Linked DNA regions of Mus musculus: region 2 is linked to region 1. The links are chromatin contacts, found by Hi-C or POLR2A ChIA-PET in ENCODE. All regions are on one chromosome and are shown on one strand. The core of a region is the stretch at or near the end of the contact, and the rest is flanking DNA. Distances in the headings are between cores, read along the strand shown. Region 1 holds the start of Hnf1aos1 (a long non-coding RNA gene). Region 2 holds the start of Sppl3 (signal peptide peptidase 3).

Region 1 (3,934 bases), core at 997-3,496:
TTCTAGATTCAGCCCCAGAATCACATAGAACTGGGCATAAACCAGGCTTAGTGGCGCACACCTATAATCCTATCACCTGGGAGGCAGAGGCAGGTGACCTCTTGAGTTTGAGGCCAGCCTGGTCTACAGAGTGAGTCCTAGGATAGCTAGGGCTACACAAAGAAACCCTGTTTCAAAAAATCAGAACACAAAACAAATGAATCAGATATGGTGGTGCAGGTCTATAAACTCGCCACCTGGCGGGCAAGGGCAGGAGGGTTGGGAGTTCAAAATCATCCTTGATACATTGAGTTTGAGGCTAGTCTGGCATACTTGAGTCCCTGCCATGCGTGCATGCGTGGTTCGTGTATGGTGCGTGTGTGGTTGCTTGTCTGTGTGTGTATATGTGTGTGTGTGTGCACGTGCTTCTGCTTGTGCCTGTGTGTGTGTGTTTGTGTATGCCTGCCTGTGTGTCTGTGTGCATGTGTGTGCTGTGCCTGTGTGTTTGTATGTGCACATGTGTGTGTGCATGTGTGTCTGTGTAAGTCTATTTGTATGTACCTGCCTGTGTATGTGTGTGTGTGCATGTTTCTTTGTGTCTGGGGGTGGGGAAGGCTTGTGCTTGTGTGTCAGTGTGTGTGTGCGTGCATGTGTGCATGAATGTGTGTCTGTGTGTGTATGCATGTATATGATTGTCCCTGTGTGTGTGTGCATACATGTGTATATACTTATGCATGCAAGCATGTGTGTGTATGTTTTAGAAACTGTCCAGAGGGAAACCTGAATTCAGTACATCTTTAAGCCCCAGTGAATTTCAAAGGCTGGCATGCGAAAGAATTTCCCATCAAGCCAAGCAGTAAGAATGTCTGGGGGTGCGGTAGTAAACATGCCGAGATAACATGGACCTCGAGAGCACTGTGCAGACATAGATGAAGCCATCACACACATCCAAGTCTGGTCTTACTACTTAAGGATGTCCCTTTGCTTCACTGAGCCTTCCTCTGCTCATTTGTAAAATGGGACCATTCAAATGTGATCCTGCTTAGCTGTGTGCCATGCTCTTGAACCTGTGGCTGAGTGCTGTCTTCACCATTCTGCAGAAGAAACTGGGACTCAGGGACAGTGCCCACCTAACTGGCTGCAAAGCTGGCGTGGGAACCAAGGCAAGCCACTGTCCGCTGAAGCATCCTGCCTGCCACCTGGCTGCTGAGTTCCTGGCTGGGAGAACCCTGAGGCTGCTTGGCTGGGGCTGAGGGCATCAGGAAACAGCACGGTTGGGGTTTAAGCAGTTGGTGGATAGGAAGGTCCTGCAAGGGCATCCAGGATAGGACTCTGGGTCCCAAGTGCTTCCCCAGGGAGGAGTAGGAGGTGTGCGAGGGGAAGTTTAGGCTCTCGCTCACTCATGCCTGGTATGTGGTGACATCACAAACTTTTCCCTCAAGATGTTTTCACACCAGGGGACAAGGAATGAACACAGAGACAGATAAAGTAACGAGACAATTAGTGGTCAGAAGAAAGCAGGCAGAAACAGCAAAGGGGAGCTGGGGTTCAGCCCTCATGCAGAGACAGAAGCCAAGGAGCTAAGAGCCAAGGAGGAAGTGAGAAAGGGGTCCCGCCCGAGCAGAAAGACTAAGGTAGGCAATGCTAGGCGGAAACCAAAGTGTGTGCGCATCCAGAACCGGCAAAGCCAGCATCAGGGCGCAAAAGAGGGGATAAGGAGCGATAGATGGATCGAACTAGGGAAGCTGGGGGGAGGGGAAGTCACAGAACTAGAACTAAGATAGAGAATTTGCCTTTACTCTGTCTACCTGCTGGCATTGGTGCAGGGGGAGAAAAGGGTCTTGCCCAAGGTCACACACTAGATAAAGGATGGAGCTCTGCGAGGAGAGCTGAGGTGTCTGCCGTGGCCTCACACATGATGCAAAAGGGGTGGGGGTGGGATCCGAGACCCCAGACCCACCTCTCCCTCTCCCAAAGGTAGACCTTGGAATCAACAGTTCCCGTGGGGAGTTAGTCCTTCCCACCGCCTCTTCCAGCCTCAACTTCCCCACTAGCCAGGCCCTCATGGGGGTCCTCCAGCCCTCTCCCCAGAGGGTCCCCCCCACCCCCACCCCTGGTCCTGAAACTAGAGGCCCCACTTTTTGTCCCTGGGGACATTTTCAGGTCCCCTTTGTTACCTGAACAATAAGTAACCCGGGTAGTTAGTTATAAACTCCGCAGGAACAAGGAGCTGGTTGATAATTTATAGCAACATCTCGAATTTAAATGGAAAGCAAATAGCTCGCTGTTAGCATTAAAGAAAAGCAACCTGGGAGGGACAGCACTCTAGCCTCCTCCCCGCTCAGCCTCTCTCCCCTGCCCCTTTCTCCCAGCTGCTGAGAGACCCTCTCTTTTCCTGGCTCCTCTGCCCTCCCAACTCCCCCAGCCCTCTTCTCCCATCTCATCCTCCTCACCGCCCCTGTCCCCTCTGCCTCCAGGATTCTGCCTGTTCCCCTGCAGGGAGCACTTTGACCTCTGTTCCAGCTGCTTTGGACCAGGCTCCCCTCCAGCCCCCACTGCCCCCACCGTGAGGGCTGCTGATCAAGAGGTCCCACCTAGCCAGGTAAGAAGACCCTTGGCATCCCTGGCCCCTCAGCCTCATATTAAGCCCCTAGCCCCACCTGGGGCCCCAAGACAGGTCAGGCCCAGCTCCACCCTATCCAGGTTTCTTGTGCCCTGGTTCTGGCAATACTCGGCCCTTTGCCCCTCCCCTGCGGTGAGGCAGCCCTTTGCCCTCCACTTTCTGCCAAGTCAGGGGGCCTGACTGCTCCTCTGCCCCTTGCCCAAGGCCCAGGGAGGCTTCTGGACACTTCCAGAAATGCCGGGATCCACCAGCCCTCCCCCACCCCAAGTCAGAATCAGGACCTTGGACAGAAAAAAGGCTGCCTCTGGAGTATTCTTGTGAGACTGTCCCCAAACTCCTCAGCCAGCCCTCAGGCCCCTCCACGGCGCCTTCCCTGTCTAAGCCTCAGTTTCCCTACTGTAAAGCGTGTTTATTAACCACTTCCTTCTGGGGGGGCGGTTATCTCTATATTATGGGGATTTAGGCACAGCAGAAATCCCTACAGAAAATAGCGTGCCGGGCGATAATCTCAGGGAAACTGTGGAGGCTTGGGGAATTGGGGGTGGTAGTACTCCCCACAGCCCCCAAGCTACCTTTCCCTCACTTTGGTGTTCCTGTTCGTTCTCCACCCCCAAATGGGCATCTCCCCGCCACCGTCCCGACAAGTTAATGATCACAGGCCTTATCAGAGCCTTTTGCTATTTATAAATTTATAAAACAAAAGAAATAATGGCGTGCGTGGGTAATTAGTAACCAGAACGGCTTTGCTGAGGAGAGAGACGGGGGAGGCATTGAAATCGGGACCCACTCAGCACTCCAGGAGATGGGGAGCCAGACAACAGAAGAGGGGGGTCTGGTATGGGGAGGCCTCTAACCCTGCTATCTGACCAGGCTGGGGTCAGGGGCAAGCAGCACCTGGCCATGCAGGGAAACTGCCACCTTCAGCTCCATCTGCCCCAGGTAAGAAACCCAAGCGTACCCTGCCAGATGCTTAAGGCCCTGGCGGATCAGGAAATCCCCTAAAAGCCCAACATCAGCCCGGCCTCCTCAGGGGCTTTTGGGGCCCCAAACCTGGATCTGACCCCCCCCCCAGCCAAGAAGGTGGAATTTGTGGGAGCACAAACGACCACACTGGGGAAGGATTTCTACCACCCACTAGTTCTCCAACCATTTTCTTGGGGCTGGCTTTCCTTTGTCCTCTGTTTCAAAGTGACCTCAGGCCTGTCCCTGTTTCCTAAAGGCCGGACTGCAAACAGGTGGCCCACGGATACGGGGTATGTAGGGCCAAACAGAGGGGTAGGTTCGGCAAGAAGCCCTTAACCACCAGCCTGAAGACCACAGCTCCTAAGGCCC
Region 2 (3,934 bases), core at 979-3,478, 43 kb after region 1:
GAAGGTATGTGGGAATAGTGAACTTGGCCTTTTCACGAAAGGCTTCCTTTCCCCCTGGAGAACAAGCAAACAGAACCTGTATATAGGGCAGTGGCCAACTGACCTCTCCGGTGACAGAGTCAGGGTGTGGCATTCCCTGTAAGCCTGGGCAGGCCCTGGGAAACTAAAAGAGTCAGAGCCTGGCTTAATGATGGGCGAGCCGGAGAGGATCCTGAATGGGCAGGTACTGGAGACTTGCTCTGCAAAGGGAGAAAGAGATAGGGTTTCTGGGAAGCGTACTGTGTTCGTTAGCCAAGCATGGCCCCCAAACCTCATCTTTCCATTCACAAGCATAGTGACTGAGCGGGAGGCCTAGGGAGGCCTTCAGAGCATGGTCTCCACCCATCATTTTAGTGTCTTTGTCCAACAACCTGTGGCATAAACTGTTCATTCCTGCCTGGTTCCAAGCTCAGCCCAGAAATTCCCATTACTGGGTCTTGCTCTCTGCCGCTCTCTTGGCAAAATGATTTTTCTGTTGGTAAGCCTCTTGTGGTCTGAGGATGTCTCACTCCTGCCTGAGAAAATGTTCTCCAATGCCTTTGGGGAGGGGGTTCAGTTCATTGTACCATCCTGTCTTTACCTCAGGCCTACGTTCCTGAGGTTGGTCTCTGGTCCACCACAGCTTTCTTTCTTCTTCTTCTTTCTTTCTTCTTTCAAGATTTCATTAGCTCAGGCTGGCTTTAAACTTTGTGCCAAAGTCTGTAAGTCAAATTCTCTGCATATCTGAGGATGACCTTGATCTATTGCTCAGTATACACCCCTCCCCCCAAGGCCCACCTACTACAGTTCTGGGAGTACAGTGTCTCGTGGTCTAGTTTTGTTGCTTTAAAAATCCTCCACGTGTCCCTTCAGCCTGATAACCAGTGAACTTTTTGCTGTTTCCATAGTCATTTTTCCAGAATGTCATGTGGTCAGAAACATACACTGTGTAGCTTAAATATGTTTCCTCATCTCTTGCTATATGCTTCTTCACGTTTCTCCCTGTCTTTCATTAACTCATTATAGAGTCTCTCTATGTATTCTTGGCTGGCCTGGAACTCACTATGTAGACCAGGCTGGCCGCAAACTCTTAGAGATCTGCCTGCCTTTGCTGGGATTAAAGGCACGCACCACTAGGCCTGGGTTTTTAAATTTTTTTTCCTAACACATGGTCACACACAACGCTCTAACAACTGAGTTATGCCCATTCACCCTATCAAAGTAGCCTGCACCCTTCCTTTAGTCTCTATTAATTGCTCTCCATTATTAATAGCCCCATGACTCTGAAATAATCTTCGTGCTTTAGCCAGCTCGAACCACCTATGTCTCTTCCCTGAGAATATGCATGTAAGGACAAGGGCCTAGGTGAAGGCGCTGACGCCTAGCTGGCACCCAACAAGGACCCCGCTGATCGCTTCTATGAAGACGAGCATGGTAGCATTTGACTTGGCACCAGGCGCCGCGAAGGGACGTTTGCAGAAACCAAGGAGGGGGACCGCGCAGCGCGGGAACCCGAATGCAGCGCTCTGTCCGCATTTTGACAGTTGACTGGCAGCTGAGGACCCAGGGACAGCCGACGGTGGATGATGGAAGGTTGACAGCTGAGTGGCAGTCAACCGCCGCGCACCGGGGAGGACCACTGCGCGCCCAAGGGGCCTAGCGCGCGGCGGCCGCTGCAGCTAACCGTAGCCCCGAGCCGACCTGGGCTGAGCGCTCCGCGCATGGGCAGCGCGCGCGAGGGGGCGGGGCGCCGGGGTCACGTGAGCGTGTTTTGGGCACGTGACCAGCGGCCCGGGCTCGCCCCCGCCCGCTCGCTCGCTCCCTCCTCCCTCGGCGGGCGGGTGTGCTTCGAGCGGCCTCGCCTCACCGCCTAGCGCCCCCCTCAGCCGTTGCTGCCGCCGCTGCCGCCGCCGCCGCCGGCCATGTCCCCCGGCCGCCGCCGCCGCCGCCCGAGCGCGGCGCTCCCGCGGCCCGGCGCGCACTGAGCGCGGGCCCGAGCCACCGTTTCGGGGCCCTTGTTCTCCGCGCCGCCGCCGCCGCCGCCATGTTGGGTTTGGAGCCGCAGCGGAGCCGCCGCCGCCGCCGCGGCTGACGAGGCCGAGCGCGGAGCCCGGGGCCCGCGCCCGCTCCGGGGCCCAGGGAGCGGGGCCCGTCGGAGTCTGTCGGAGCCCGACTGCCTGTCCTCCGTGCGAGCGAGTGAAGGAGCGAGCCGCCGGGGCCCCCGGCCGCGCCCTCTGCCGCCGGCCGAGCGAGCCGCGGAGCCCCCGAGAGGCAGCACCATGGCGGAACAGACCTATTCGTGGTGAGTGCGGGCTTTTGGGGACGAGGAGGCCGGGCCGGGCCGGGCCGCAGGTGCTCGCGGGGCTCGGGGTGCGGGCCGCTGGGCGTCCTCCGAGCCCGGGGGAGGGGCGGTCATTCGAGCCGCGCAGCGGAACCGACTGGCGCGGGTGCTGGCGGGCCAGGGGGGAAGCTGGAGAAGGGTGGGCAGAGAACGGGCCCGGGCGAAGGTGTACCCCACTCTCGGCGAGAACAGGTGGTAAGAGGCACAACTTGCAAGTAGTGAGGGCGGGAGCGACCGCTTCCGCGGTGGGCAGAGGCCCTGCGGCCCCGTGATCGAGCCCTGGCACAGCGGAGAGGGGGAGTCTTGTTCCAGGATGGCCACATTCTGTAAAGGAAGTCGTCGGTAGCAGCGGGGTCATGGGTAGTCTTTGTAAAGGGGTTGGTACTCTGCTCTGGGGATTCGAAGAGTGCTGGCCGGTGTTCTGGGGGTGGAGGGCTCGATCACGGGAATGTGTGTGTGTGTCCGTCCAGGTTGAGTCCCCCTGCCTGTGGGACTTTTTTTAGCAGCGTGTTTAGGGCTGAGGCACACACACTTGTGATTTACAGGGGGGAGGTGACAGATGCGTCCAAGTTTGGGGGGAAAGAGGTGAGAAGGGCAGAGGCGTGGAGTGTTTGCCGCGGAAGGAGGTTGGTTGTACCGGGGGCGAGTGGGAATGGTGTAGTTGAGCTGTGGCTTGAGGGTGAGAAAACAGGAGATGGGTGGGTTGGTGGTAGGTACCGGGCGGGCGGGGAACCTGGTCGCTGCAGCCTAAGAGATCGGAGATGGTTTCAAGCACTTGTGGCTTGGTACCAGAACTGTCGACTTTTCCGAAGAGTGGGGTTGAAGGTCCGCTTCGTTTTGTAATTGGAAAAGTGAGTTAGTTCTTCATTCCTGGACCCTAAACCTTTAAGTACCAGAATTGCCTTTTCCCTAACCTGTACAGATTGTGTGGCTACCTTCGGAAAAGTGAGTTAGTTCTTCATTCCTTGACCCTAAACCTTTAAGTACCAGAATTGCCTTTTCCCTAACCTGTACAGATTGTGTGGCTACCTTCCCAAAGCACGGGGCAAACTGTCAAGTGTTGGGAGCGTAAGTGAGCTGTAACTACCATAGGGAGACAGTAAAAGAGCCGGGTTATACACGAAAACAAGGGATGGTTATGCTAAGTCGGGAGCTCACTGTGTCCTGATGGAGGGTTAGTGATCGAACATGCTTTAGTAATGCAAACGGCAGCGATGTATGCACAATCTGAAAAAGAAGGTAACTGGGAAGTTGAGAGGAAATAACTAAAAGAAAAGTTGGGTTTTGGTGGCTCCAGTTGTGGTTTAAAAGGACAGACTAATAGTTGTGAGCAGCAGTGAGGGAGGGGCATCTCAATGGCAGGTGGGATTCAGTTTCTTACCTGCAGATGGACTAGGTAATGTTGGTGCTGCCATGGGCACTGGCAACACCTAGAGCTTGCTTGTCCTGCCCCACGAGGACTCCTCTGTGAATCCTCATGGCTGCCTTGTTGGTTTGGTTTGGTTTTGAACTGTACTGTAAAAAGAATATGGATTGGTTGAAAAAAAAATACCAGTGATGAGGAACTGGGGAAAG

The links. A loop is a pair of places that touch in the nucleus more often than their neighbours do. ChIA-PET counts read pairs that join two places held with the same protein, here RNA polymerase II (POLR2A).
Region 2: POLR2A ChIA-PET joins it to region 1 with 11 read pairs in Patski. The contact joins the promoter of Sppl3 here to the promoter of Hnf1aos1 in region 1. A Hi-C loop is called at or near these places in 2 of 37 maps with a recorded cell type or tissue (both heart). POLR2A ChIA-PET finds 5 or more read pairs at or near these places in 3 of 5 experiments (Patski and embryonic stem cell).

Annotation. Positions count from the first base shown.
Region 1 is chr5:114,966,497-114,970,430 of GRCm38, forward strand. Hnf1aos1 (a long non-coding RNA gene) reads left to right here and starts at 2,247. Exons shown (of 6, transcript XR_878697.3): 1 at 2,247-3,541. All of the region lies in intron 1 of Hnf1a (HNF1 homeobox A), which reads right to left.
Region 2 is chr5:115,009,296-115,013,229 of GRCm38, forward strand. Sppl3 (signal peptide peptidase 3) reads left to right here and starts at 2,229. Exons shown (of 11, transcript NM_029012.2): 1 at 2,229-2,320. The coding sequence starts at 2,298.